2 separate regions of the Homo sapiens genome follow, and region 2 is linked to region 1. Evidence: chromatin loops called from intact Hi-C (ENCODE). Cell type or tissue: MCF 10A. All regions are shown on one strand. Each heading gives the region's core, and the rest is flanking DNA. Links, peaks and the distances in the headings are about the cores only.

Evidence for each region. Hi-C counts contacts between places; a loop is a spot of excess contacts. Peaks named below come from ENCODE experiments on the same cell type or tissue, not always from the same donor. Only the 100,000 strongest peaks of a DNase experiment are listed, where the experiment ranks them.
Region 2: it touches region 1 in a loop (9-fold over the local background); 7 of 110 quality-filtered maps call a loop at or near these places.

Annotation. Positions count from the first base shown.
Region 1 is chr18:54,821,888-54,838,305 of GRCh38, reverse strand. It overlaps RAB27B (RAB27B, member RAS oncogene family), which reads right to left and starts at 9,829. Exons shown (of 6, transcript NM_004163.4): 1 at 9,606-9,829. In MCF 10A, for the core only: no CTCF peak of the experiment used is centred there; DNase peaks (open chromatin) are centred at 7,825, 9,645 and 9,915.
Region 2 is chr18:54,972,989-54,989,406 of GRCh38, reverse strand. It overlaps LOC107985125 (a long non-coding RNA gene), which reads left to right and starts at 1,106. Exons shown (of 2, transcript XR_001753541.3): 1 at 1,106-1,212; 2 at 1,644-2,331. RefSeq lists an enhancer at 13,146-14,345. In MCF 10A, for the core only: a CTCF peak has its summit at 6,118 (motif pointing right); a DNase peak (open chromatin) is centred at 6,136.

The DNA.
Region 1 (16,418 bases), core at 5,193-13,192:
TTGACATGTTTTTCAAGTCAATTTCTTGACAATATTTTGCATATTATTGGAATCTACACAAATACTCATTACTAGACAATTATTCTGTAATTTTTTTAGAACATCAAGATACATTTTGTTATGCTTTGGTAAGTAGATCTTGAGGATAAAAGTGTTATCAATTTAGTGACAGCAGAGCTAGAACAAAGCTACTAATTAAAATGAAGAGAATGGGAGTTAATTTGCACTTAAATTAACATTGGCTGTACATCAATTATTAGAGCATGATATTAATGAGCCAGAATCACTTGATTCAATCACTTTCTGTTGGGTTCCCAATCTCTAGTACTAGAACATATTCCTGATTGAGACACGACTTGTCATTTTTCACAGGGTGGGTTGGGAGAGAACATAGGTGAAAAGAATTATGCATGAAGGAAACATTACTTAGTGATTGCCCCCACAGAAGCTACAGGCATATTTATTATGTCCTTCAATTGAACAACAATGATTTTAATAATAAATACATATATATACACACATATATATAATTAGATATATAACCTTAAATTTTCCCCAAGTCCTTCCAGAACTTAAATGTCTTTATTAGCCAAAGCAGAGTAGTGCTTGCAGAAAATAAAGAAAATAATTATTCCTCTCTTATGGTTACTCCACCTCCTTCTTTCCAGGACCTCCTTGACAGATGGCATTTGGTCTCATAGATTTTGGAGATCACCCGTGTGCCTGCATTTCCCAGTCATTATCACCAGCCTGACCTCTCCTGAGAGGTCTAGATTTCAAGAGTCATTTTCTTGAACGTATGCAATTGAATAACCACAGGTACCTCAAATGCAGTTCTTCTTCCTCCCCCAACCTGCCTTTCCTTTTGTATGCCTGATTTTCAATTTTGAGGACCACTATTTATCCATCTATTGCCTTAGTACAGCCAGAAATTTAGACTTTATAATAATTTCTCCTTTCCCCCAATGTCTGGTTAATGCCCACCCTCGCTAATTATTCCTTTAATATTAATATAACTTATCTTCTCCAACTTTACAATTTCAGACCTTTTGTATTTGCCACTCCTCACTGATCTCTCTACAGTTTTAACCTCCTTAAATTTATCTTCCTCTTTATTACCATAATACTGCCTTCAAACCACTAACTGAAAACTTATCAAGTTACATTAAAATTATCTGCTCATGTAACTCTCTATTTTACTAGATTCTAAGTTCTTTAAGAGTAGGAACTATATCTTACTGACAATTACAACTAAAGTACCTAATATGACCTGACAGATAGTAGGCACTTAATGAATGTTTTAAGCAAAAAATCAGATAGACAAAAATTATACCAGAGATTAAATTGGTATTGTCAGGTTTAACATGGTGACCAGGTCTTTTGTTGTAATAACATCATCAGCTTTAACCAACTTAACATTTTTCCTAATGTTTATAATGTCCTACAACAGGCAGAAATTTTGCTCCTTGAAGCATGTCATTAATTCTTGGATTTCTTATTTTCATCTTTTGGATCAAGTGACTATGCACAATGCATGTTTACTGTGGAAAACACCAATTAGAAAGCAGTTTTATGTTTAAATCCTCCGATTTTAATGTCTACACACTTTTAGAAAACATGATTCCTGAAAAATAAGTCAAAAATATTCTACTGGTTATAAAATATTGCAATGCAAACAGAACATCTTTCTTTAAACATATAGTTAATATTTATGAATTTTAATTGTTCCTTTTCTATTTTGAGTTAGTTCTCTGTTCTCAAGTTGCCAAGCTTATACCTTCATGTGTCTCAATATTTACGATATTGATTTTAAGAATCAACCTCACTGCTCTGGACTACTTAGACCTTGAAGGCTTTGTTTTACTAAAATCACTAGAATCTAACACCATCTAGAACTGAAGAATGGGAAACTGGTTTCTGGGTCCCTGGCCTCATGCATAAGTCTACCTTAAAAGTCAAAGTGAACTTTGAAAGGGTGAAAACTGTAAGGAATCAGAACCATGGAAAATACACTTGATAAGAAGATCTGCTGGGAAGCAGAATAACAATATAATTTGAGGGAAATTCATCTTCAAAGCAACTCAGTTATTATCATTTAATCACTTTCCAAAGAAAACCGCAATGTAGAATTTTATGACTTCCTCAGAGCTTGCACAGGAAACAGATGCCCAGCAAGGTTTCTCCAAGTCTACAAAGGACACAAAGCCTGCAGGTTGGTGTACCTGCACCTAGTGATCAGTATGTTCTGTCTTTATCCATTTTTCATCTCCTCCTCACCTTTATCTAAATATAAGCTGCTCTGTAATCACAGATGCATAAATTCTCATCAAGTACGTACATTCCTGAGGGCACCCAAATTAAGCGTGTTCAGAAACAATACTAATGAGTACTTGCTGGGTGCATTTTACTTTTGTCTTCTTGGTTTTCCTAGTAGGTAAGTGAAAAAATAAAATACAGCAAAGGAGATCTGGGGAGATTGTATAGGCCAATTTCAAAATAAGTAGCATCTGATGATGGCCTAGTGACTTTACACGAGAAAAGCAAACCCAAAGTTGCTCATTTCATCTTATTACTATTACTGCTATGCAGGCTTCATCAACTAGCATCTTGCTTCCAACTGAAGATTAAAGAATAGACTTTTCAAACATGATGGCCTATTTATTTAAGTCTGTTTTATTACGTTTTAACCCTCGGTTATAAATATGAGAATATTTTCGTTACAGCAATTTTTTCCTGTAACGTATGTTTTGCAGTGTTGTTTCCTAGGTTCTTCCTAATAGAAGCGTTTACTTCCAAACCTTGAGAGGCAGTATTTGAGAATAGGTATTACAAACCTTAGGAAGATTAAGATCAAAGATTGAGTGAGAAAGGGATAGATATAGGGACTGGGAATTACAGTTTCCATACAGTTAGCTGTGATATCTATCTTTAGTTCGCTTAAAGAATTAATAAATTTGCAAACAGGTTGCATTGCTCCTATATTTTGCAGCATTTGGGAGAAAGTTCCAGAAAATTAGAGGCTTAAGTTACTCCAAGGAGGCACCTGAGTCAATATGTGGCACCTCTTAATATTAGAAAACGTGTCTACTTTTTCAAAGGCACTAAGACATGACTAGTTTCTCTTTCCCTCTGAAAAATCTAATTTCATTTTGTATTTTTAATATTTATATATGTACAGGAACACTTATCAACAGTCCATTTTGTTTATGAAAATAATATATTTTGAATAATAGACCATAAGAACTGAATAATTCATTTAATGAACTTCTCAGGCTCTGATTACCTTGCCTAAGTTAGATTGGGCAAATATAATACAAGCTGATTTTGCTTTTACTAATTATTATTGTTCTGGTATATCCCTCAGGTCAGATTTAATACATAATCTCATTTTTTTTTCTGAGCAAGTTAAGGAGAGAAACAAGAAGAAAACAGATTAAGTTGACCCCAAGTTCAATATGATTGAAAATAAATTTATGTGCTAGAACGAAGCCAGAAAGAGGACTAAAATAAAGTCTTATGCTTTTTCCCTAAACGTTTTAAAATGAAATTTTCCCTCTATTATAGAGTTCATATGTTTCTATCTCTTCTTCCATGTTTACATACATGCACACACACACACACACATATATATACACTTATGCACACAGATTTATGTATAACAAAGATAATCTTAGGTAGATCTAAGGTTATCTATCTATTTATCTATCTCTACCTATCATCTATCTAGAGGGATAGACACATAAATGGAAGGAAGAAAAGGAAAAAAGAAGGAAGGAAGTAAACATCAAACAAGAATTATGTGTTGCCCAAGTCTAGAGCTGAACAGTAGGGATGTTAAAATAATCAACCCTTACCTTTTATTTTACACAGGAGAAAATCAAGATCCTTAAGGAGACTGAATGCCCTGTCTATAGTTATACACCACTCAACACTAGCAATATTTGACTAATAATAGACTTCCTACTGGTTTGATTTAAATCCCACCAATATATGAAGTCTATATCTCCTTTCTATGAAACTGTTCCCAAAATTATGTGAGTGGGTCTTGGTATCCTTGAATACAGCTGTAGCTACCTAGAAACGTTTTTCCTGCTTTTCTGGATATTAAACATTTGCTTTATATGGCAGCTACTACTTAATTTGCTTTGATCTGTTTTATATTTTATAACTATACTTTCACTATCAATTCTTAATTTAAAAAATCTAGAACACATTATCAAATATTAAACAAATTGTGTTCTTGTATTTGTAGGATTATAGCTTTGGATGAGAGCTTGAGGGTTGTTTAGTTCAACCTCCCAGTAGAAGTCATCTCTATAACAGCTCTGACAAGTAAGTTTTAGGTTGCTGCACTTCCTGATCTTCATTGGTCTTGTCTAGTTTCTGCAATGACTCTTCCCCATTGGTGCCTCCAGACTCACTTTGTGCCTCTCTCTGCCACCTGCTTTCCATTCTCCAAACTCCTTTTCTCAGTTTCTTGAACGCTCCAAGCTCTTTCCCAGGTTAAGAATTCAGCAAATCCTTTTGCACTGTCTGGTTTGTTCTTTCTCAACCCCTTCACCTGACTAGCAACCAGGCAACCTTTAGGTCTCAACTGAAATGCCCTTTCCTCACAGAGGTCCTCTTGACAACTTCTGCCATTAGTCTTTCTCATTTAAAGAAGTTATTTGCAGTCACAATAACTTCTCAGCTTTCTTTGATTTTAATTTTCTTTTGGTGTTGTCTAGACCTTCCATTTTGAAGGCTATTTTCTTTCATGTAGAAAGAAGAGGGATTCATGGCCGGGTGCAGTTGTACACACCTGTAATCCCAGCACTTTGGGAGGCCAAGGCAGGCGGATCACCTGAGGTCAGGAGTTCAAGACCAGCCTAGCCAATATGGTGAAACCCTACCTCTACTAAAAATACAAAAATTAGCCTGGAGTGGTGGCACATGCCTGTAATCCCAGCTACTTGGGAGGCTGAGGTGGGAGAATCGCTTGAACCCCGGGGAGGGAGATTGCAATGAGCTGAGATCGTGCCATTGCACTCCAGCCTGGGCAACAGAAACTCCATCTCAAAAAAAAAAAAAAGAAAGAAAGAAAAAAAGAAAAGAAAGAAGAGGGAGATGACCCTTCTTTATTCACTGCTTTGTTTCAAACAATGTGAAAATAATCTTTTGCTCTCCTGAGCATTTTTTCCCAAGCTTCGGCTCACTGTGCATTACTCTTCTTCAAACTATGCTCACAGCTCAGACAACACCTTCGTTAAGTATTTCTAATTATATGTTTCCTTTATTCATCTGTTCTACAAGTCATTTTAAAAAATTGAATTTATTAGAGCTTCTATGTACGTAGCCTCATGAGTTTTTCTGGGGGCCTCTTTTCAATTCTCTTTAGAATTAGGTGAAATGCTATTTTCAGAATTTTTTATAGTTTTTCTGAATATCTTATATTGAGAACTCCATCTCTTTCCCGAGCTGCCAATGATTCCACACCGCCACATGCAATCATCACTTCTCTGTCCTCATCTCACTGTTTATCTTGGCCCTGTCTGACACCATTGACCACACCCTTCATCCTAAAAAAACATCCTGGCTTAGGTTCATGATGACACTCTCTTCCGGTTTGCCTTTCACTTGAATGGCTTTTTACTGACTCCTCCCATACAAGGTCCCAAATGTCCGAATAAGCCAGAGCTGCGTCCTCAAGCCCCAATTTTTTCTCTGTAATCTCTCTCTCAGTGATGTCCTCAAGGATATCACTCTAAATAGTATCCATAGCCACTTGCTTCTCAAATTTCTATATCCAGCTATGATGTCCTCTAGGTGCCCCAGATTCATATATGCAAAAGCCCAAGCTGATAATTCCACTTGGATGTTGAAAAACGCTTCAAAAGGCTGCAAATAAATTCTTCATTTCCCATTAAAACCATTTCTTCCCTAGTTTTATCCATCTTAGGAAATGGCCTTCTGTCTACCCAGTGTCTTCAGTAGGAATCCTGTTGATCATTTGGTTCTTTCTTTTCTTCACCTCCACCTTTATCCAATTTATTAGTAAGTTCTGTCAGCTCTGCCTTCAAGTGTTTCCTGAATCTATCTACTTCTCTTGGTGGCCACTGTTCTGACCCTAATCTTTGCCACTGTTGTAGTTGGTCTACTGGAATAGCCTCCTAACTGGATTCTCTTCTACTCTGGTCACCCTACGACTTAGTCTCTTCAAGGAAGCCAGAGTGATCTTTTAAAAACATCACCTGGCCAGGCGCGGTGGCTCACATCTGTAATCCCAGCACTTTGGGAGGCCAAGGTAGGCAGATCATGAGGTCAGCAGATCGAGATTATCCCGACCAACATGGTGAAACCCCGTCTCAACTAAAAATAGAAAAATTAGCTGGGCATGGTGGTGCATGCCTGTAGTCCCAGCTATTCAGGAGGCTGAGGCAGGAGAATCACCTGAACCCGGGATGTGGAGGTTGCAGTGAGCCAAGATCGTGCCAGGGCACTCCAGCCTGCCAACAGAGCAAGACTCTGTCTCAGTTAAAAAAAAAGAAAAAAAAAATCACCTCCCCTGAGGCTTTTCTTGACCACCGAATCACACAGTCCCCTTCAGGTCACTCTCATTGTATTACCCTTTAACATTTTTTCTTCTTAGTATCACTAAAAGTTCCAGAATTACTAATTTGTTTATTTACTTATCCGTCTCTTTCCAAACCCCAGATATAATGTCCATGACAGCAGAGGCCTCGTATATCTCACTAACATCTGTTATCCACAGGGCTTAGACGAATATTAAAGTTCATAGTATGCTCAGTAAATATTTATTGAAAAATGTTCAACGGGCTATATCTAAATCATAGTGTTTTGTCATTTTACTTGGAATAAAAAACAAAGGCCAACATGTTCATTAGGACCTTCAAAGTCCTCCAAGACCTGTCCCCATTATCTCCTCTCCCCCATTTCTTGCTACCCCCATCTCACTCCCTCTGTGCCAGGTTCATGGGCTTCTTTGCTGTTCCTGAAAGATGCCAGAATGCTTCAATCTAGAATGCTCTTCCTCCACATATCTACATGGATCATTCCATTACTTGCCTCTGATTGATATTAAAATATCATCTCAGTGAGGCTTTTCCTGGGCATCTGATCTAGAATTTCAGTCCTCCCTGACACCGGCCACTGACACTTTCTGCATGCCTCCTCGGCTTTATACTCTCTGCTGAGCACTTCTTGCTACTGTGCCATAGACTCACCCTGCTTATCTAGGTTGGTCTTTGTCTCCCTGGTAAAAGATAAGCTCTACAAGGTCAGGAATTTTGGTCCACTTCTGTCCACACAGAGCCCTGAACAGTGCATAACACTCTTACCAAATATTTGTTGAACAAATGAACAAGCAACTTAATTATCTCAATATATTGAGCAGTTGTTTAGTTAAAAAGACAAAATTTATTTAAGATTTTTTTGGCCATTTGATAAACAGAGTGTTACTCTCCTTATTGGCAATCTAGACAAGTTTGTCTTATTTAAGGAGTGCCAATGGGAGGTTAATATTTGGAGAACATGAATAATGATTGCAAAGGGTGTGAAAGAAATTGAGTAATACTATCAACTCCATATTTGGGGTTTACAATAGGTATGTTATTATGCATAGTGATGTTGCTGCTTGCTACTTCTATAGTATATACTTAAGCCCATATATACCTAATAATGAATTTAAAAAAAAAATCATTCCCATTTGGCAGCCATCTTTAGAAAGTGACATATTCTTCATGGGAAACACCTGATTTGTCCTGTCTGTTTTTATTGAAATCATTTCCTTGCATCTCAACATTACAATTACTTGCTTAAGAGCTGAACTATTGGTCAACCTGCCTTGATGAATCAACTGAAGAAACTGGATTGTGAGATGAGTTTTATATGAGTAATTGTTCTATATTTCATGCCGTACTGATCTGAGAGCCCAAAAACCTAACCAAAAATTTGCAGGAGTGAGGGTGGGAAAAGAGCAGGTTTCTATTCTGAACTACCTGGACATTTGGATAACTTCCATTTTTCCAGAAAAACAGTGAAATAAATGAACAGCAATTCTGAAACCAACATACAGTTGTAGTGTAAACTGGCATACCAACTGATCTTCTACCAAGAAGATCAATTATATTAGGGTTACCTTCCCTATTGGGTCAAACATGCCTGTTCCAGAAATGACCTATGAGAAAGGGGAACTGTGGTTTGCTTACATTCAACAGATTCCCTTTATCCCTTCTTGGCAACTATGAGAACAGGCTCATCCAGTTTTATCTGCTATGTTTTGTTTTCCTTTCGAAAGCAATGACAGTAACACTGTATGAGAGGCCATAGTCAATTCTGAAACAGAAAAGCTCCATTAATATTAAACTATCTGTCAAGATTACCCCTTTTTGGTCATTGGTAGGAATCACCTCTTGCCTTCAAGGATGGCTGACCCCATCTGGGTAGAGGATTATGCTAGGAAACTATGAAAAATAACTATTTGAGGGGCAATGGCACATGACAGGTATGTCTCTCTCTTCATCACTGCAATATGGACTTTACAGCAGCTTGAAAATTCATTAAACTTAAATATCTGAGTTTATATTAATGCTTAAGTCTATCCTTTCCCTCAACTTTTCAAAATTTATAACCATAAAACCCTGTATATTCTATATATGAATGAATATGTGTGAATATAACTAAATATTGAGAACTGTAGACATTTTTCTTATAAACAGAACAAAATCAAAATTCAGAGCTGTATTATATTAAACAATAATTTTGTTGTTAATAACCTTGAAATTTATGTTATTACTTTGGGCTTAATTTAATGATGTGCAGTTTAAAACAACTGGAATTACATACCCTTAGCTTTACATCTTGACATAAAAAACTCACAAAACATGATACAGGTGTGAAGGCTCTAACCAAACACAGCTTTTTCCTAGGAATGCAGTCTCTGCTTACAGTTCACCTACTTCAGTAGTTTTCAGAGGCTTAATTAATGTTGCATTGGGTGGGAAAGTCTTGAAAGCTAATTTATTGTGATCAGTTGGGTGAACACACATGCACACATATACCCTAGTTGGTGCAACACTTAGATCAGAATTCGAAAGTAACAGAGCAAAAAATTGGAAAACAGAAAGTACTCTTAAGGTCTCTGTGGCTATTTCATCTAAGGAAGTGCATATAAATGTCTTATTGCTCTCCTGGCTTGCCTCACTAAGTCGCTCCTCCTGGAATGAAACTCTGAGCACATCATCATCCATGCTTTTTCTTATTCATTATTTTGATTGTTTTTTGAGATGCAAATGAAAGGAAATTGGCATTGCTGTGCCTAGGCTTTTTGTTTTTCTTTTTGCTTTTTTTGGTGGTAACCAGCTGTTTGATAAGCAAACACTCAAGGAGAGCCAGGTCGAGTTGGCCCATGCCATCCGTGCAGCACACAGCACTACTGTCTTCTTTGCAAGGATTTCTGCTGGAAACCGCGATCGAAGGTGCACACGCACTCACACATGCACACACACACACACAGAGGCCTCACTTCCCACGGCGCAGGCCGGCGCTGCAGCACCCGGGTGGGTGGGAACGCGTTCCAGCAGCAGCAGCCCGCCTTCCCAACTCACCAGCCTGCGAAGTTTCCTTGCCGGGAGAGCAGGTGTCAGATTTCAGAGAGGTTTCCTTCCCCTTCCCAAGCCCTGGAACTCCCGGGCTCCACCGTCAGCAAGGAGACAGGATCTGCTCCACAGGGCGATGAGCACGGGGACAGCTACTTATCTCCTCCAACCTGTGGCTCCGGATGGGTCCAAGGCCGGGCGGTCCGCAGCCCCTGCCCGTCAGGACTGCGAGTGGCAGGGCTGGTGGCACCACCCTCGGAGTCCGCCGCGGCGGCGGGGCTGGGTAAGGTTTGTGTGAGAAGAAGGCGTGTCTGCAAGTCCCAACGCGGATGTGCGGAGCTCACCTCAGGCAAGTCTTGCTGGTGACTCAACTGCTGCAGTGAGAAACACACTCCTCTCGGGGATGAAGTCTCCACACTGTGGGGCTTCTAGCCTTACCAGCGAGCTCATTTTTATTCATTTTTGTTCTGTGTTTTCTTTGATGTCTCTCATTCAAAGAGCCCAGGGCGCTGTGAGAACTGGGGCCCTGACATTGCGTTCTCTCCTCCGAGGGGGTGTCTCATTAACTATGAGGAGTGAAGGCGAGGGATTGCGAGTGGGGAGCAGAGGATGGCCTCGGGAAATAAAAGAGGGCGTTGGAAAGAAATTAATATTTTAAAAGTTAGGATGTGTTCGTATGAATGCATTAATCAGTATGCAACATCCAAATTCACTTCCCAAAGCCCTAATTCACTTCCTAAAGTCACTTCAGAGATCAATAGGTTACCACTAAGTAAGATAATGAGCACACGGAGGCATTGAACCAGTATTTGTTAAGCACCTACTATGTGCTATGCCGTGTTCTAAACACATTAGATTCGTCCACAAAGCAAAGATCCTGGCTGCCCATCTTGGGATTCCATTTTAGACACATTCAGACATCCCTAATTTACAGACTGGTAGTAAAGGTAAGAATACAAGGTTAGGTACATTATAATAACAACCGATTTACTCCTCTGTGAACAAAATTTAAAAGTTCCAAACCTGTGTCTTGCATTCATGTTAGTAAACAACGAGATGCCAATGACTGCTTGAATTTTAATTACTTAACTTGTTTCTTATTCGATGCCCTAGAGACAATCTGGGAGGCACTGCTGTTATCAGCTCCCAGAGAATTTCTTGTAGAAGGGAGCAAAGGAATAGCCCAAACCAAAACACAAAACAAACAATAGCAAACTAGTGGAAAAATGGAATATTAGAGAAAACATTTTGGTCTCATAGAAATCTGTCTATTCTATTATGAAACTATTAAAGAAGTTCTATTTTATGTCCTTCAATGTTCTTGAAAGTTGAAAAGAAGAGTAATAATAATGTCTTCATAGTGTTATTGTGAAGAATTGACTTCATATCAGTAATGTGTGTAGAACGTGCCTGGCACAGTAAGTTCTATGAATGTGTTGGCTATACTTATAATTTTGGTAACAATCTATTCCATTCTCCCCAAGTAAGATCCAGTTCCTAAAAATTATTTTGGATCTACTGCATAAAAGTCTTTGAGGCTCAGCCTGTAGATTTTCAAAGTATGTATGCTTGGAATCTATATTTATGATAAATCTACTTTGCATTTAACAGCAATATCTAAGTATATAAGAAGTGTGTGTCCATGGGCCCAGACAGAAATAAAAGAAAGAACATAAGAGCCTTGAATCTTTTCCACTGTTAACACATTGACTTAAAATCACCCTCTGTGCTATACAATGATAACCCATATTCTTTATCTAGTTCATGTGTTCACTACTGACATTAGTCCTAATAGCTATTATTTCCTGTATGCAATAGAGTTTCATCTCATTTGGCTTTCACAACATTACTGTGAAATAGGCAAGGCGTCTATTATATTTATTGTCTCCATTTTCAGAATGAGGTAACTGAGGTTGAGAAAGTCGCAGTAAATCTGTCCAAAGTGATGAAGTTCAAAAGGTGGAAGACAGGTCTATTGATCCTGAATGCCGAGCTCACAGTGGTCACTGTGTTGTACTACCTCACTGCAACTTCTAGAAAAGGTTCCTGCCATAAGAAAATCTGACACACACATTTATTGATGACTCTCCTTGCCACCTTTCCCTAGATAAGTGTGTCACCTGCTTTATAGGGCCAACTCTTGCAGGGATAGCTCTCCTGGAGTGACTTGCCACATATGGTCCTGTCTCCGAGGTTCCAAGGCTCAGATTCAGTAGTGTTACATAGTGACACTACCAGAGAGTGGTGGAACATTTCCTTCCCTGGGAAGAGGGGTTCCAAGGAAGAGAAAGAGTAGGAAGACATAAGAGAAATGTTGCTTGGCCACTCCATGAAGGCCACTTTGACCAGAGGTAGAGCAGAATAAAAAACAGTGGAAAACCAGTGAAAACAAGGTGACAGCATTGTGTGTCATGATAATAATAGTAATAACATCTTCCTGTACCTGGAGTTTATGTAGCATAACTTAAGTAGACATAACATCTGTCTAATTCAATCAATATGGCACTGAGGTAAACATTAATGTACATGGGGTGATGTGTAGTTACAAATGGCAAGATTATCACATGTATTTCATCTCTCCTCAAACTGCTTTATTACAAGAATAAATGAATTTTTTTAAATGTTATTGAATCACAAAGACAAATAAGCAGATAAAATAACACATAAACTTGTAATGAATTTTGGAAGAAGCTAAATCAGATGCAGGCGTGGTAACTGATTTGGAAGAGCAGAGGATTCTATACACTGCATGCCTGCAGGAGAGATTATGGTAAAAAGCAAGCCAATTCTTCCTGCAAAACCTGGGCAGGCTCAGGCCTAGGAGGCAGAAATCTCAGCATAGAAGGAGGCCAGGTGGTGGGGTAAACACAGGGGTTTGGTTATACGTCTGTATATTGGAATGCTTGGACCCAGAGTTCCCTTCCCCACTGTCACACAATCAACCAACCATAAGTTCCTCCATCTGCTCAATCCAGCTTCCAGGAGACTGGAGGTTTATTTTCTGGAGAAAGTAAACTAGAGTAATTTGTGGTTCAACAAGATGAACTGAACACATGCCTTTTTACCCTGCTCCTAGAGATAATGAATAAAAAAGAAATTTATATACAAAACAGGAAAAAAATCTTTTGAAATTGAAAATATACTCAACATTTACAAAAAAACTGACAGATGGGTTAGAAGACTAAGTTGAAAAATCTATTTAGCTGCAGAAAATTTTCAAAAAATGGAAAAAAATTCTGACTAATGGAAATCTCAGAAAGCTCTAGAAAAGACTTCTTTCTATGCAGAAAAGGATAAAAACACTAATTTGAAAACAATGCAAAAACAATACCAGAAATGAAGATGATGAACTTTGGAGATCGAAAGTTTCACTAAACGTCCAGGAAAACAATCCTTTAAATTAATCAAATAATTAAACTCATCGAAATATATCATTCTGAGATAAAATAAATGCAGGAATAAAGAGAAAAACCTAAAACATCTTCCAGAGACATAAAGCAGATCACATACAAGGAAAAAAAATTGCATTGGATTTCTCAAGAGCAATAATGGATCCAGAAGTTTCTTTGAATGCCTTCACATTTTTTAAATGAAATTATTTTGAACTTAGAATTGTATATCAAGACAAACTGTCAGCCAAGCTTGATTTTAAAAAATTTTCAGATATGCAAGGACTTAAAAAATATACATCCTGTGTGCCATTTTAAAGTAACAGTTCCCCAAACAAGCTTATAAATCAAGAAAGAGGAAGAGATGAAACCCCAAAAATGCAGGCCCAACATAAGAGGCAGTAAAATAAATTCTCCAGAGCAATAAGTGTGAAGCAGGCCTAAAGAGAGGTGAACAGATGGCTTGCAGTAGGAATGTCTCCAAGAAAAAAAAAAATGGAAAGAAAATGATAGATTGTTTGATACACATGTGCATTTGAAAATACAGTAGATAGCGGGAAGTGCCCGCCAGATTCCATGTTCTGCTCTTTTTCCTGAGCACCACACTAGATTTCATTTCTTAGCCCCTTGCAGGTGGGGAGGCATGTCACTGAGGTCTGGTTCATGGATTGTGGGCAGAAGTCATGTACATCGCTTCCAGGGTATGCCCATAAAATAACCCCTGAGATCCTCCACACTTCCCCTCTTCCCTTACTAGTGCGCAGATGCGAAGAACCAACGAAGAGCTCTAAGCCCCTAGAAGACATGAAAGCCCCTAGATGAAAAGTCATGAACCTGAATTAGGGTGTGACATGGCTACCTCAGCTGCCACACATTGGACTACCACATGAGCTAGAAGTAAACTTGTATTGTATGATGCCACGAAGATTTTTTAGAGTTGTTACCACAGTTAGATCACTCTGTTACAGTCTTAAAGATCAGTCAGAGGCAATTGTGAATAATATACAATAGGTACGGAGTGTGCTGAACTAATTTTAAAAGGATATTATTAACTCCATGAGAAACAAAAAGTTGCAAGAAAAAAGAAACATTATGATAGAATACCACTTTGTTCAGATCTGGACATAATAAAAATATTGGGAATGCCAACAAGAGAATTAACCCTAACCTACAATAAAACTACATGTGGAGGATGGCAGAGGGAAAGACTATCTGTGTATATGTGCAGAGAAGACAGCTAAACCCTCAATCATCATAACAAAAATCAATAAATAATGTGTAAAGTTGCTAAATAAAGAAATAGCAGGATAGGCAAACCAATTAGACATATAAAAGTACAAAAGCTGCTAAAGAGTCAAATGTTTGCCTGTGGGGATTAAGACCAGGGCTTAGGAGGCGATCTGCACTGTTCCACAAGAACTGTAGATTTTGATTTTGTTTTAAATTATGAGATGTATTACCTTAATAAAAATAAAGTTAATTTTAAATTACCCTTAAAATACACATAAGGAAACAAAAGATATTTGTTCTATAGAGAAAACACTATGCTTTATTAAAGTATTTGCATATACTTTAATATAATGATCTATAAGCAGTGGAGAAAGTGAATTGAAATGCAGAATGAAGATAGATTTGAGAGGTTTGCACAATGATTTATTCATTCAACAAACATTTATTAAGCAACTTGTGCCTGGTACACTGCCAGGTATGGGGGATGCAGTGCAGAACATGAAGGAAAAATAAAGGTGGGTTCTAAGAGAAAACCAGCATTTGTAAGCTTTAAACAACAAATATATTTGGTTTCTTCTCTCTTGTCTTTAGTAGCATGAGTCACTGACCTTCTGGTCATGATAATGCCTTTCATCCTTCACCATCCTCTTAAAAATTTCTCTTGACTTGACCCCCTCACTGATGAGATCCGAGATTTCGTAACCCTTCTCTTGCGATTGCAGGGAAGGCTTCACCAGAAAGTTATGCACGGGTGTGCCCCTACCTCCTGCTGATTTTCTGTTCATGTGAAGAAGTCTGTTTAATCACAAATAAAAATCCACCCTTCTCCAGTTTGAGAAAACCTCACAGTGTGACTAACAAGTCATAAGACTGGACTTCCAGGCCATGCTAGTTTTCTTCACAACGAATATGTAACTTTGAGAAATATATACATGCTTAAGAGACTTTCTACTGGCAAATTACTTTAAATGTGTAGCTCATAAAGACCTATTTTAGATATCTGCTCATTAAACTGGCTATGTTTTCACAATTGTACCTACTGCATCTACTCTGTGGTGAGGTCTTAACCTTCCCAGTTCCAACCTCATGTTGCCTGTTTCTTAGAATGTGTAATGAAGATATACTTGGACCTCATTTGAGATTATTGTAATTTTGTCTAATTTTTTCTTCTTATGTTAGAGGAACATGCTGTGGGAAAGGCCCAAATAATTTCACGAGTGATGTTCACATATAGCCTTGATGAATGTCCTAACTTGCCAAGAAGTCACAGTAGTGTGGGTATGCCATGATCCTGTCTATGAATATTTGACATCTTTATTAAAAAAACCTATAAGCAGAATTTTAGAAATAATTACAACATTGTTTAATCAATTTTAAAAACTAGTTAAAGAGAAGAAAAGTTATAAAAATAAGAACTAAGCAAATAGGAAAGAATAATTCATTTTCTACAAGTCATATGACAATACACATACATAAATATAGTCATTTATTAGCATATATAATTGTATGTGTGGACATAAGTATAGTCATATGCAAATCCATATAAAATGTTTAATTATATTTGCTTTGCTGGTAGCTTTACGGTGAGGTGCAAAATAAAATGTCATATGGGCTTACCATATAAGTACAAATGAATATATGGTGATTTCTCCATTTTCCCAAAAGCTGTTACCTAAAACCAGTGTTTTTGTTAATTTTGCTGCTTTTTAAACTGCAAACACTTCAAGCTGTGATGTCATATATTCAGGAATGATTATTAAATCATCTTAAATTCCTTGCTGGCCTTTTAACCAATTATAAGGTATTTTTTTCAGGCATCTAAACTAACATTGATTAATATAATTTCAAGCAAATATGTCTTTCCTTCTCAAAGTACACTTTTATCAAATTAATTTGATGATTGTTTCCTTATAAGAGAACTATAAGGACTCCAATGTTAAGATAACTATCTCTTTTTTAAGGTATAATTTGGGAAATTATCTTGCCTTATTTTTTGGCCATATATGATGATATAAGTTGTAAAGAATAACAGCTAGTTGACTGGGCATGGTAGCCCACTCTTGTAATCCCAGCACTTTGGGAGGTCTAGGCGGGTGGATCACCTGAGGTCAGGAGTTTCAGACCAGCCTGGCCGACATGGTGAAACCTCATCTCTACTAATAATACAAAAATTAGCCAGGCATGGGGGCCATGCCTGTAATCC
Region 2 (16,418 bases), core at 2,784-10,783, 150 kb before region 1:
CCATTTTCAGCACTTTAATTCAATATTGTACTGGAGGTTCTAGCCAGCACAATACAATAAGAAAAAGAAATAAAAGACATTCCGCTTGAAAGATAGAAACAACACTGTCCTTGTTTGGAGACATATGGTTATCTTTGTAGAAAAATCTTAAGGAATTTACAAAACAAAAGAAATTAAAACTAGTGAGCTTTTTTTTTTTTCCCTCCGGAGTCTCGCTCTGTCACCCAGGCTGGAGTGCAGTGGCGCGATCTCAGCTCACTGCAAGCTCCGCCTCCTGGGTTCATGCCATTCTCCTGCCTCAGCCTCCCGAGTAGCTGGGACTACAGGCGCCCACCACCATGCCAGGCTGATTTTTGTATTTTTAGTAGAGATGGGGTTTCACCATGTTAGCCAGGATGGTCTCAATCTCCTGACCTCATGATCCACCTGCCTCAGCCTCCCAAAGTGCTGGGATTACAGGCGTGAGCCACCATGCCCAGCCTAAAACTAGTGAGCTTTGTAAGGTGGCAGGATACAAAAATCAACGTAAAAGTTAATTATATTTGGATATACTAGCAATGAACAATCAGAAATTGAAATTCAAATAACATTATCATAACATTACTATGAGAAATTAAATAAGGCAAATAAGTGAAAAGATACATTGTGTTCCTCGCTTGGAAGACTTGATAACGTTAAGGCATCAGTCTCTTCCAGTTGCATCTATAGATTTAATTCAATCTCAATCAAAATCTCAATAGTTTTTTTTTAGTAGAAATTGATAAGTTGATTTTGAAATCTGTATGGAAATACAAAGGACGTAGAATACCCAAAATAATTTTGGAAAAGAAGAGCAAATTTGGAGGACTAATGCTACCTGCTTTCAAGATTTATTGTAAAACATAAGTAATCAAAAAGGGTAGTATTGACATAAAGATAGACAAATTGATCTAAAATTTGGTTAAAACACAGGTGAATGGATAAACCAATTCTGGTATATCCATTCAATGACATACTATTTTGTAGCAACAAAAAAATGAATTACCTGATGAACACAAATAAATTTTAAAATGATTATGCTGAGTGAAAGAAGCCAAGCAAAAAAGATTTATATTGTAGGATTCCACTGATGTAAAATTCTAGAACATGTGAACTAATCTAGAGTGAGAGAAAGCAAATCTGTGGTTGCCTAGAGACCACGGGGCAGGAATGGTAGAAAGACATTTCAAAGAGGTATTAATACAAGGAAGCTTTGGTGTTTCAGAGGTGGATTCATATGTCCAAACTTACCAAATCAAGTTGTATACTTTAAATATTTGCAGTTGGCTGTATGTTAACGATACCTCCCTAAAGCTATTAAAATAATAGCAATTAAAAACTCTCAGTTTTTATAGATTCTTCTTCAACTTTTTGGCGAGAAAACCAATGGAATGGGCAGTTCAGTTTCAGGCAAAGAAGTATTGCTGCTCAAGAATGGTTTCTAAACAGATTGGAGGTTAAAGAAGGACTATTGAAATCCTGTTTAACCCAACTACCTTTATCAAAATATATTGATATTTTTTTCTTGAGTAAAAAAGATTAAAATGAGCAATTTTCTGGCACTAGTGGAGAAGATGGCAAATGTGCAATGATCTAGCTGGACTTTTTCCTACTTTTGCTATCAGGGCTGATGACTCTCAAGGCTCAGATATCTGCAGCTCAAGAATGGATGTGACCAGTGATGGCAAGCCACCTTAGGCCATTCAAGGCTCCCAGCTGGAAAGAAGGCATCTCTCATTTGGGTGTCTAAAGAGAAAGCCCAACACTCTCACCTCCAGAGCCAGGCTCAGCCTCTTATAATGCTCCCATTTCTCTCTCTGGTCTGGCCAACCCAGCTCAGATCTGAACTGCTTTTTCTCACTTATGACCAGGGCTTATCTCATCGGCCTTGGAGAAAAACTCCACTTGGAGTTCCCACTTGGAGAAAAACTCTTGATTCTAATGCCTTATCCTGTATTGGTGGAGAGAATTTAAATCAATGTTCAGAGTCCCAGAATTTCCACATTGAAGTCTTCCTGGCCAGCACAGAGTGATAAGTGACTCACATTCTCAAAAATATCTATACCAAAACTACAAGATCATGCCTCTTACTACTCCTACTCCTCAAGGTGAGGAAATCCTAGACAAACTACAGTGTAACAAAGTCCCTGAGAAAAGTGTCACTCCCTCTTTTCTTCACCAATCAAGGGAAGACAAAAACAAGCAGAATTTTAAGGAGTTTTCTGAATACTAATTAGTAGTATGAGCTTGGACAACTCACAACTTGTTGGTCTTCAATTTCCCCAGCTGTAGAAATAAAACGATTATACAGAATGATCTCAAAGGTCTCATTCAATTCTATGCAGACATATATGTTCCCAGGCCTTAGTGGGTTTGCAATCTGGTTGAAGTAGAAGACTAGCCATCCTGAAAAAAAAAAAAAAAAAAAACCAGCAAGCATTACTAGAAAAAATACAATTACATGTTCAATTATGTGGTACAGATTCTGAGTGTTCTAAGAATTCAGGGCACAGTTGTATCTGAGGCTGGAGAAACAACTCAAGGCCTCATGGAGGAATGGTGTTTTTAGCTTAGACTTAAACGTGATTTACTAGCACTGCAATTCCAAAATCCACTGGGGCAGTGGCTAATTTTCAGGGCAGGAACTGTGTCTCCTTAATCGCTGTACTTTTCCTCCCTAGCGCTCCGTGTCTACACCATTGGATTTAGCTCCAAATCCACTCTATCTTGTCCTGTTTACTGTGGGCTCATGCATGCTGGTCCAACTGTATCATAAATTCTTAAGAGCCAGGCCTTTAGTTTACAAGTTTGTATCAGTTTTGTGGCTCAACATAAGAGTAAATCATACTCTTTATGACACAGGCCTTTCTTAACTCTCTTTATTGAATTGAAATGAATTTAAACTGTGGGATCAGGGCAGGTTTCAAAGGAAATGAAGTTATTTAAAGAGAAATCTGAGGAGACAGGAGAGGAGAGGATGTCTCTGTTGGATGCTTGTGAAGGACAAACATACCACAAAAGGGTGATGTATATATAAGTCATGGGCTGGCTGCAAGAAGACTATGAGCCTCAAGTCCTTTGATTTTTTTTTTTTTTTTTTTTTTGAGATGGAGTCTCACTCTGTCACCCAGACTAGAGTGCAGTGGCGCAATCTCGGCTCACTGCAACCTCCACCTCCCAGGTTCAAGGAATTCTCCTGCCTCAGCCTCCTGAGTAGCTGGGACTATAGGCATGCACCACCACATCCAGGTACTTTTTGTATTTTTAGTAGAAATGGGGTTTCACCATGTTGGCCAGGATGGTCTTGATCTCCTGACCTCGTGATCCACTCACCTCAGCCTCCCAAAGTACTGGGATTATAAGCGTGAGCCACGAGCCTGGCCAGGAAATTCTTTTTAAGACTCAAATGATTAGTCAGAAGTAAAATGAAGCGCACATGGCATGTTTTATTAAAGTGGGCATGCCAGTTACACTATATTTTTAGGTAACTTGGGGGAAATAAGAAAATCAGCACAATTAAAAGTAGTGTAATTCCTATTTGAGATATGATGCCATTTGTATCTATTAAAATGTCTTGAATGGCTGGACTGATCTATTCATTCATGCAAAAATATTTATTTAGTGACTACTGTGTGTCTGACACTCTTTTGGGTATTAGAACTATATCAGTGAACAAAACACAAAAAAACTTCCTCTATTCTGAAAGCTTACAGTAGAAGGAGAGAGATAATGGTCAATAAGCATTCTAAGTAAATCATATAATATGCTGAAAGATCACACATGCTATTGGAAAGTGAAAAATAACTAGAGTAAGGGGCATGGGGAGTGCCTCAGGGGAGGTTGGGGGACAGTTACAATTTAAAGATGACATTTAAAGAAAGGCTTAGAGGTGAGAAATTTCTGTGGAGGTGCGAGGAAGAGAGGCAGAAAGGGAAGCTGCTTGAGTAAAGGCTTTGACATGGGATCTTGCCTCCTGTCTAAAGAAATGCACAGGCCAGTGTGGACCAAGAACAAGGTGGGGACAGGCGTGGAAGAGTAATAAGAAAAGTCAGAGAGGTAGCGGGGTCAAAACTGTCTAAAGCCATGAAGGCCATTATGGGTACTTCGTCCTTGGAGAAAAAATGGGAGCCCTTGGAGGGCTTTGAGCATGAAAGCCGCCACACTCTGATAGCTGAGTCACATTCTTAAAAGTATCTACGTCAAAACTACAAGGTCATGCCTCTTCCTAGGATGGGCTGCTGGGGGTGGGATGGTGTGGAGGCCACTGCAGGAATCCAGGTGACACGGGATGGCCCAACCACAGTGCTGTGAGAAAGGGTGGGTTCTTGGTATACATTAAAGGAAGAGCCAAAATAATTTGCTGATGGGTGGGATGTGGTGCATGAGAGAAGTCAAAATGACTTCAAGGCTTTGGGCCTGAGAACTAGAAGCAGGGAGTTGTCCTTCCCTGAGGTGGGAAAACTGGGAGGAAGAGAACATGGCAGAAAGAATAGGAGTTCCAATTCAAACATGTTAAGGTTGAGCAATCTGCTAGATATTCAAACAGAGATTTCCTGTATTAAGGAATACTAGAATCTAGCTTTGTGGATTCAGTGGAAAAACTAGACTCTTCTTTTCAAAGAATATAAGCATATCCGGAGATTCACAGATTTCTGATTTCCAAGAAGGTTGGTGACTCTTAACGTCTGTTTGTTTTCATTTCTCCTTTAAATTACATTTCCATTTTATTAACCTAAAATTTTGTATATATAGTGTAATTATTCCTCATCAGGATAGACCCAGTTATTTATTTCCAAATTGCGAATTTTGTTTGGTGATATAAATTACCAGTCAATATCACAAAATCTTGGAAAGCATCACCTACATCATTTCAAATGCTAAGCAAAAATGGACTTGTGAAGCCCAGCATACCATTAAATTGTATATTTAGGGATTTAACTTTAGATATCCCGAGTTGCATTTTAGTCATCCAACAATCATTTATTGAATAAATACCATGATCCTGGAATCGTGCTAGCATCAGAGGGCCCAGAGACTTTTAAAAATGCCCTTTTGGCATCTTTAGGAGCCTGTATGGGCAGAATGGTTGGCTTATGGAGAGGGTAAGGAGCTTTTAAATGACTGAAATATTCATTGTAATATAACTACGAATTCAAGCTTGGGCATATGGGTGGCGGAGCACTGGAGGAAAGTACAATCTCTCTTTTCTTCATTCCATGTGCAAATTCCAGCTCCAATTTTGTGGACAATTCTTTTATTTACTAGTTCTTAGTACAACTCTTTCTATTACTGCATCAAGAGGTGCTGGTCCTTCTCAGAAATGACAGGCAGAAATAGGTTAATTAGATCAAATATTCACAGCTTCTGGGTTGCCCTCCCAGATCACAGTGTTTTATCCTTTAAACAGTGACCACTGAAGTTCGAGTCTGGAAATGGGCAATGCTTTGTCAGGCAGGAGTAAAGGAGTGAGCTGCCCAGATCCCCCCCACAAGAGTGTCTGCTGTCTTCAGTCTAGCAGAGAGGACACACTGGCCCTCTTGTTTTCTTTCTTGGAAGCCTAGAGCCACTTCCGAGGATCATACGCATTCAGTAAAGAACTTAATATCACCCCCCACCCCCAACGTGCCATATTTAATACAGTGAAGTCCAGTCCCAATGTTTTGCCTGTGATAAACTGAGGAAGGTTTCTGCTCCGACGAGGACCTGGGCTCCGAAGGCAGGTAGTCCATTCATGCCTCAGTTCCACAGCTTGGGGCCCAGTGACTTTGGGTGAGTCACTTAATCGGCCCCTGCCTTGGTTTCTTAATCTGCAGGAAGGGCGGGTGGTTATGTAGTAACAGGGTTGCTGTGAGGCTCATATGAGATAATCCAGCTAAAGCTTTTAGCACACAGCTTAGTACAAAATAGATGCTCAATAAACGTTAGGCATTTTACATTCTGATTTCAGTCCTTGAGTTTACAGTTAAAATTTTGATACATCTAGAGCCAAGACTAATCGTGTGAAACAAGACAGCCCTACAGACAATATCTAAGAAGATCCCCTCAGCCCTACTCCAGGATCCTAAATACGTACACTGTTTCAGGAACCTGGATGTCTAGACGTTTTATGAAATGTCCACTAGGTGGCAACATGTTGTCATATTTACTGTCCGCACTGTCTAAATTTCTAACAGGGATCCTGAAAAACCACATTCACCTTATCTGATACTTAACAATTTTATCATAAACAAAACCAGATTCGCTACAGTCATTATTTCAACTAAAAAAAAAAAAAGCTCCAGTTAGTGGGCTCTTGTTTTAAAAATAACATATTTGTTATTCACATTGTTTGAATGGTTATCCTTGTATCATACGAACAATATGATGTTAAATATCACACTTGAGGATTTCTCTGTTTTTTATTCTTATGCTCCTATTTGATTTTTAAATGTTTTAACACATTGATTACCTGACAAAGGATGAAGGATTTAGATGTTTGTCACGATTCAAAAAAAATCTCATTGCATGACCTGGTCATTTGGCATCATATTAACGACTTGGGGAAAGAAAGGATAAAATTTTTTTTTTCTTATGCATTTTATGTTCTTAAATCAAAGTCTCGATGCAGACCCCAAAACCAAAAATGCCAGCAACCGCACATGGGACACAAACCTTGTGTTCTACCAGGCTGGGATTTTTCAGAAAATTCAAAGTAATCTCTCTAAAATGAACATATACTTTACTTTCCTTGCTATTCCTTTAAAGTGTGTTTTTTTGGAGAAATGTAGATAAGGAATGAAGGAAGAATAAATGGATGACTCTGACATAAAAGGAGGCTTTGGGATGCAACTGTTATGTGACAGCAAGGAGTAAAAATATAAGAATTTGTGGACGAGGAAGAGAGGTGGTAAGAAAAGGTTCCCAGTGATGTGAATTAGGATTGAAGAACTCCAGCCTGAAGAGGGGATTGTTATGTGGAGCACAGTTAGATAATAAAACCGCTATAAAGACACATGAGAGATTTGTATGATAAAATGTTATGTTATCTTATATAATAAATATTTTGGTACATGATTGAGAGGTCTTTGAGAATGCCATGATACATTTTATTGTTCATTTATATTTATTAAAAGCATAAAATAAAAGGGTAAATAGTTGATATTAACAAATAAAGTTCCAGAACAAGTTCTGTCTATAGGCATTTCTTATGAATTCTTACTGTCTATAGTAAAATAATGATATATTACTGATCACTACACATGTTAAGCTTTTACTTTTTAATTAAAACTGTCATTAATGATCCAGCTACTGCCTGGAAATTAACCTCAGGCTTATTATAAAATTAGCATTTTCAAAGTCATATTTTAAAGCAACATTTAAATGTCTGTTGTTCTTAGTGGTAGGGGGCTCCATAGTAGGAAAGGAGGCATATTGATTACAACACAGATTATTGAGGAGGATTGTCTCAGCATACCCTTCCAATTATATTGAAAATCACCTTGTGATAAGACATAAATATCTGTAAATGTTATATAATGGGGTTTTATCTGTTTGTTTTGCAGAAAGCACACTGTTAGTAAACAGATGGTTTAGAACTATTATAGTTGCCAATAACTGGAAACTTGGCCCTAGAAAGGACAAAATACTGTATATAATTGTTCATTAAACAAATATTTATTGACTCTCTGATGTGGGCCTTAGAAATTCAATAGTGATCCAAATAGGCATAGTCTCTGACCCCACAACTGCTCCTAGATTCTAATAGAAAACAGACAATAAATAAACATTGTAACACATGTGGTAATGATGGAAAAGAAGGCTACAGGAAATTTGAAATAAAAGAAGAAAGTTTACCTAGAGTACACACTGGAATTTAAGTTTACTAAATAAATGACTTGTACATGTAAAACAACAACAACCAAAAACCTAAACAAAACCCCATATGGTTTAATATTGCTAATTAATGATCTTTCAAATAGCCAGTAAACATGTTTCACAGCACTACCAATTTGTTACCATCCTGCTATCCTTCAAGCTAGCACAAAATCTACAAAAGAAACTCTTCATCTGATTCCCATTTAACTGGCTCTCTGAAATTAATCTCTAGTGTCCATGGCATGGATGCCATTGATAACATCTGTGAGTGATGCTCACTGCCTCTGGATCCCACAGCTAGTACGCTAACTCTCTGGAACCCCAGATCCTCTTCTCACATGACTGGGTTGTGTGTTTATTAACCATCAATTACATGCTTTCCCCAAACTGATGTGTACCAGTTCTACTCTACATTTTAGTTTTATAATTTACTTGAATATCTTGTGAACTGATGAAGTAGGACAAAAAAGAATAATTGTTTTTATGAAAAATAAGTTGAATGCTTTGAAAAGGACCCAAGGATAAATTGCTAAAAAAGATTTTGCTCCCCAAATAGGAAATGGTAAGAAAACAATGGATTCGAAAAATCAATGAAAATCTAGAAGTGTCCTGTACTTAGATTTCCTCCCAAGTATGTTTATGTCCTCACTTTTCTTGAAAAGAACTGAAGCTGGACACTTTAGACTATGCTCTTTTAGGTGTGTTTATTTAAAATCAAGATGCTTAGGCTGGGCACGGTGGCTTACGCCTGTAATTCCAGCAGCACTTTGGGAGGCTGAGGCGGGCGTATCACTTGAGGTCAGGAGTTGACCAGCCTGGCCAATATGGTGAAACCCTGTCTGTAATGAAAATGCAAAATTTAGCTGGGCGTGGTGGCACATGCCTGTAGTCCCAGCTACTCGGGAGGCTGAGGCAGGAAAATCACTTGAACCTGGGAGGTGGTGGTTGCAGTGAGCTGAGATCACACCACTGCACTCCAGCCTGGGTGACAGAGCAACAGCCTGTCTCAAAAACTACAAAACAAACAAACAAACAAAAAACAACTAACCTGGCCTACACATATTGAACTTTTCTACTGCAAACATTCAGTGGTTCCTTATGAACCTGACAAATTAAATGTATATTTCTCACCATGGAGTTTCAAGCCTCCCAAAATATAATGGTGATTTACTTTTCATGTAGTATTTCCTACTATTCCCCTGCTTATATCCTGCTCTCTAGTCAGTACATTACCTGACATGGCTAACTGTGGTAAATTATGATGGTAAAATCTGACAGTTTTATGCCTCCTGGTATCCATGTCTTTGTGTGGCCGCCCCCTGCATTGACTCTGGGCTTGGCCATGTGGTTTGCTTTGTCCAATGAGACATTGGTAAATGTTACAGAAGCAGAGGCTTGAAGGGGATACAAAATTTCAGCCAGATAAGAGGAGTAAGTTCAAGAGAACTATAGTACAACATGGTGATGGTAGTTGATAGTAAAGTATTGTGTTCTTGAAAATTGATGAGAGAGTAGATTTAAGTGCCCTCACTGCAAAAAAAAAAAAAAAAAAAAAAAAAAAAAAAAAGATAAGTATGTGAGGTAATGCATACGGTAATTAGCTCAATTTAGCCATTCCACAATGTATATCTACAGTATTTCAAAACATATTATACACAATAAATACATACAAGTTTTACTTGCCAATTTAAAAAATAAATAAAACAAAGCAACAACAACAGCACTAAACAAAAATAAAAACAAATTAAAAATGCTTTGCATTGGGGATTGTTCTCTTGGAAAATGGCTGCTGCCATGTGGCAAAATCCAAGTCAGCCTTTCTGAGGGTTAGAGCAGCTCACCTGTCCCAGGTGGATCCTGGCTGCCTTATTCAACAATGCTGCTTGAAACAATAGCCTGACCCTAAACTTGAAGACATGGGCTGACCATAGATTAGTCACCTGGTAGGAGCCCCTGGCTGTTCTTTGACCACAGATGGACTAGTTCCCAGGCTAGCTGTACTGTGTGATTTTTCCTTTTCCTGAACCCTTAGCCCTGCCTTTACCCTCCCCACTCCTGTGTCATTGCTCCCGGGAAACCATCTGAATGGAAACCCCATTGACAAAAATAACACACCACTTACAGAGAGCCTGTTGGCCATCCAATGTAAGGTAAATGATTGAAATGTGTGAGTCCATTGAATCTTCGCTTTGGACACGTTTTTCCATCACACAAAAGTTTACCAAACACAAAGTTGGAAAAGACCCTTTAAGAAATTGTTTAATATACTTCTAAAATCATTAAGTGCCATAGAGAATAACATTTCCTTAGGATTGCTTTCTTAAATCCTATAGCCTTCATTTTCAAGGAAAGTGGCTTGATATAAGTGCAGGTGTGCCTCGTTTTCTTGTGCTTTGCTTTATTGTATCTCGTAGTTACTGTGTTTTGTACAAATTGAAGCTTGTGGCAACCCTGTGTCGAGCAAGTCTATAGGCACGATTTTTCCAACAGTACGTGCTCACTTTGTGTCTCTGTGTCATATTTTGATAATTCTCACCATATTTCAAACTTTTTCATTACTGTATCTGTTATGGTGATCTGTGATCAGTCACATTTGGTGTTACTATTACAATTGTTTTGGGTTCAATGAATCACATCTATAGAAGACAGTGACCTTAAGTGATAAATGTTGTGTGTCTTGACTGTTCTAGCTTCTCTATTCTTTGAGACACAACAATATTGAAAATAGGCCAATTAATAACCCTACCATGGCCTTCAAGTGTGCAAGTGAAAAGAAGAGTTGCAGGTCTCCCATTTAAAGCCAAAGTTTAGTGAGGAAGCCATGTCAATAGCCAAGATAGGCTGAAAGCTCAGCCTCTTGCACCAATGGTTAGCCGAATTAGGAATGCAAAAGAAAAGTTCTTGAAGGAAATTTAAAGTGCTACTCTAGTGAACACATGAACGATAAGAAAGTGAAACAGCCTTATTGATGATATGAAGAGTTTTAGTGATCTGGATAGAAGTTCAAACCAGCCACAACATTCTCTTAAGCCAAAGCCTAATACAGATCAAGGCCCTAACCTTTAATTCTATGAAGGCTGAGAGAGGTGAGGAAGGTGCCCAAAAAAAGTTTGAAGCTAGCAGAGTTTGGATGTATGAGGTTTAAGAAAAGAAGTCATCTCTATAACATAAAAGTGCAGAGTGAAACAGCAAGTGCTGATGTAGAAGCTGCGTAAGTTACCCAGAAGATCTAGCTAAGATGACTGATGAAGGTGGCTACGTGAAACAACAGATTTTCAATGTAATGTAGACAAGACAGCCTTACGTAGGAAGAAGATGCTCTCTAGGACTTTCATAGCTAGAGAGGACAAGTCAATGCCTGGATTCAGAGCTTCAAAGGACAGGCTGACTCTCTTGTTAGGGGCTAAAGCAACTTGTGACTTTAAGTTGACGCTGATGCTCATTTACTATTCTGAAAATCCTAGGGCTCTTGACAATTACGCTAAATCTACTTTTCCTGTGCTCTATAAATGAAACAACAAAGCCTGGATCACAGCACACATGTTCACACCATGGTTTACTAAATATTTTAAGCCCACTGTTGAGAACTACTGCTCAGAAAGAAAGATTCCTTTCAAAATATTACTGCTTATTGACAATGTATCTAGTCACCCAAGAGCTCTGATAAAGATGTACAAGATTAATGTATTTTCATGCATACAAATGCAACATCCATTCTGCAGCTCATGGATCAAGGAGTAATTTCGACTTTCAAGTCTTATTATTTAAGAAATATATTTCATAAGGCTATAGCTGCCATAGACAGTGAGTCCTCTAATGGATCTGGGCAAAGTCAGTTGAAGACCTGTTGCAAAGGAGTCACCATTCTAGATGCCATTTAAGAACATTTGTGATTCATGGGAGGAGGTCAAAATATCAACATTTACAAGTTGATTCTAACTCTTATGGAAGACTTGGAAGGGTTCAAGATTTCAGTGGAGGAAGTAACTGTAGATGTTGTAGAAATTGCAAGATAACTAGAATTAGAAGTGGAGTGTGAAGATGTTACTGAATTGCTGCAATCTCATGATAAAACTTTAATGGACGAGGAGTTGTTTCTTATGGATGAGCAAAGAAAGTGGTTCCTTGAGATTGAATCTGCTGGGGAAGATGCTGTGAACATTGTTGAAGTGGCAACAGAGGATTTAGGAGATTACATAAATTTACTTGATAAAACAGTAGGATAGACTTCAATTTTGAAAGAATTTCTACTGTGGATAAAATGCTATCAAACAGCATCACATCCTACGGAGAAATCTCTCATAAAAGGAAGAGTCAATCAATGTGGCATACTTCATTTTTGTCTCATTTTAATAAATTTTGTCACAGCCATCCCAATCTTCAGCAACCACCACCCTGATGAGGCAGCAGCCATCAACATTGAGGCAAGACCCGCCACAAGCAAAAAAAACTATGATTCTGAAGGCTAAGATTATCAATAGCACATTTAGCCGTAAAGTATTTTTAAATGAAGATATGTACATTGTTATTACACACTTAATAGACTACAGTATAGTTTAAACATAACTTTTATATGCACTGGGAAACCAAAAAATCTGTGTGACTTGCTTTATTGCAATACTCACTTTATTGTGGTGATCTGGAACTGAACCCACAATATCTCCAAGGTATGTCTGTAACACTGTAAAAAAGAAGAAAAATCACAAAAGGGTAATAGGCCAAAAGTCTTAAGTTTTGAATAAAAATATAAACTCAGCACTGTAAGTGAAACCATTATTTCTAATTTATTTCTAGTTGATGGTATATTCGTCCCAAATTTTAAAGATTTAGTTATAAATGTATCAAATAGTTTAGTAATTTTCTAGTTAATAGCAGAAAAGAAATTCTTTATCAAGCATATTACTCTATGAGACTGAAAAGAAATATGCATAGACTTTCTGTATATTAGCTAGATTTTCATAGCCTAGGAAGGTTCAGCTAAGTTTCAGCCTTGGACCAGGAGGCTCAACATGATCCTGGGTCTTGGCTACTGTAATGGAAAAGCAAAGATGCACATATGGGATTCTAAAGCTATGATCAGTGTTGTGATTTGAAATTATGTTTGAGGTCCTGAGACATGGGTTAAATTTAACTTAGATCATTAGATGAATGTTAGGCTAGGATTTCAGCAGTAAACAATCTGACAGGCTGATTGGCAGCCTCTTATTATAGAGGCGTAGTGATTAATTAACACAGAGCTTCATTAATTTTGTGAGGCAAGGAACAGTATTTCTTTGCAGTGAAAATCAATATTTGAACACTTGGAGCCTCTTCTCTGAGCTAATTTACTCAGATATTTAGTTCACTTTAAATTCTCAGTTCTCTGTAAATGTTCTATGCTTCCAACTATTAAGGTAATTGGGAATATTTATGATATCCTTCCTCAAGTTATTTTTGGAAGAATGTGAAGTGTAAGTGAATATATTCTGGTATTCGTGTTTCAATTTCAAAAGCATATTTATATTATTGTATGGGTCAGGATGTTAAACTACATTGTTAAAGGCAAGAATGTATGTAGAAACTGTGGGAAAATACTTACCACCCTGCTTTTGGTAGAAATTATATCAACATTCTACTCAATGTGCATTTAAATCATTTTGCTATTGTCAAACTCTAGAGAATTATTTCCTTAATTATTGGAGTGAGTCTTAGGGACTCTGTGGAAAGGAATTCATGCTCTTGACATATGACTCAGCAATAATTTCTATTTTGCAAATAAACCAAGAATTAGAGATTTTCTTTAGCCTAGAAAACAAATTTCCTGGAAGCATCCAAAGAGAATTCAGAGCCTGGAAATGGGAAGGGCTGGGATTCTTCCTCCAGGTGAGAAAAGGATGTGATACCTGCCAAGGAGCTCAAGATGAAGACTGAGCAATACGGCGGTCACTTGTGCCCTCTGAGGCCTGAGCTCAGCACAACAAATGAAGGTGCCCTGCTTCCCTGAGGAAGACGTAGTGAATGTGGCATAGAACAGCTCCACAGCACAGAGACACACAGAGCGATGGAGCAAGGTGGGAAGTGGGCCTTATGAGAGCAGGTATCCTAGGGCCTTTTTGGAGAGGTGGGGCAAGAACTCACTACAAGACCAGAAGTCCAGGGAGGACTTGGGGATACTGTGTCTTCTTTTTCCTTCTGCTGAACCAAGAGCTAGAGCAAAGCTAGAAGGACCCTAGAAGGGAAGAGAGCAGAAAGTAGAATGAAAATCGTGCCCCTTTGACAGGCCACAAAGGGTCTTGGGAAGCAATGATCAGGAAACAAGTTCCAGAATTAACTGAGCATCTTGTGACATCTAAAACTTACCACATTCTCACTGCACCTGTGTGATAGCTATATTTTGCTTTAGCTTTCCAAACAATTATTTCCAAAGGCATAGTTATTTGGTTAAGCTAAGTTTTTAAGTAAATATTTTTAGTCTCTTTAAGATTATGGAGTGGAAAGCAGCATCTCCTTAGGACTCAAGTATGGAGTTGTCACCAAGTTTAAAGTTCAGGGCGAAACAGTGATACAGGACAGGAGGGGGCAAGAGAGGCACCTAGGGAGAATTTCAGGGTCAGCTGTGGACACTTGAGGCCCTGAGCGTCCACACTCAGGTCAGCTGTGGACACTTGAGGCCTGCTTCTGTTTCCAGAGGCACCTGAAATGCTATATCCTGCGCATCTGTGACAGCTTGATACCACACACAAAAATCATGTGCACACAAAGGGGACACTTATTTACTCGTAAAGATAAGCTGTGACTTTTGCTTACTATCTGCTTTTAGGAACAGGATGAGAATTATCCTGTTCCAAGTTTGAAACTGGTCACCTGTTTGAACTGTCCTAAATAATATCTTTATGTTTTAATAAATTATTATTTTACAGATCATCATCATCAAAACATCATATACATATATGTAAGCTTTAAATGGTTATGTACTAGTCACATTAATTAATTAACTAGTTGGATTTCTGCTTGACTTCCTCTATTTTCATCGCATCATGAAATTTACCAAGAAATACAAAATTTCAGAGCTACATACATCTAGTATTTCTCCAAATGTATTGGTTGTTTTTCTCGGTCTTTGATACACCCTTTTCTAAATATTTCCCATCTACACTCACTCCCTAGATTATTTCACCCATTCTATATTTTCATATACATTTAATAATTCATATATATATTTGTATCCAGTTTAGAACTTTAGTCTAATACATTGAGATATGTAATTGTTAGCTGTCTGCAACTGGATATCTGGGAGGCATTTTAGATAAAAAGTTTTAAAAAGAAACACTCAATTTTCCTTTAAAACCTACTCTTCCTTCTGCTATTCTAATCTCACAAATTAATTCATTGTAGAAACACTATTGAGTACATCTTATATGCCACATATTGCTGAAGATATACCAGTGGACACAAAGGCGGGGGAAGGCAGAAAATAGGCAGTAAATAAAACACCCAAAGAAATATCTAGGGTGTTAGAGGGTGATCAGTTCTTTATAAAAATAAGAAAGAAAATTAGATCAGCGTATAGTGGAAAGAGGTCTTCTGCATTAAATAAGAGGATTAGAAAGATGTCATCAAGGTGGCATTTGAGCAAAGATTTGAAATTGGTGAGGGAATTCAGCATACAGATACCCAAAGGATACTCCAGGCATAGCAAACAACCAATGGTGCAAAGAGTGTAAAGCCAGAGCCTGCCAGACACACTCAAGGAATAGCCAGGAGTCAGGGTGGAGGGAGTTGGGGAGAAGGGAGAGGAGGAGACGAGAACAGAGAGGGAGTAGGGACCAGGTCTTTGCAGATCCTTGCAAGAATTTTGGCACTGTGACCTGATTATATTCATGTTCTTGAGGATCACTCTAGTAATGATCCAGAATAGATTTTAAGGAGGCAAGAGTGGAAACAGGGGCAACAGTTAGGAAGCTATTGTTATTTGAGCTAGGAACAATGATGACTTATTCCAGGGTGGTAGCGAAGGGATGGATGTATTTTGAGGGTAGAGCCTATAGTATTTTCTGATAGACTGGTAGGATAGGAAACATATGGGAAATATAACAGAAAGAGGAAATTCAAGGATGATGTAAAGATTTTGTGGCCTAAATGACTGGAATTATAAAGTTTTCCCTCTACCGAGTGAAGAAGATTGCGGTAGAGCAGGTTTGTGGTAAGATCATGAGTTCCGCTTTGAACATGCCACGTTTAAGGGTCTGTTGGACATCCCAGTAATGATGTTGAGCAGGCAACTGGGAACACGAGTCTGGACTCAGAGGAGAGGCCCAAGCTGGGAGATTTGTGTTTGTGAGTCATCAGTACATAAATGGCATTTAATCAAGGAAGTGAGCTTAGATGGAGGGGCAAGGCAGACCAAGTACTGAGTGGCTAGGACTTTCCAAAATGAAGAGTTTGAGAAAACGAGGAGGACTCATTAAAGGATACCAACAGAAACTGCCAGCGAAGTAAGAGTAACACTGGGAGAGTGGTGTCCTGAGAGCCAAGAGAAGGCATCCACGTCTATTGGGATAGAGAGA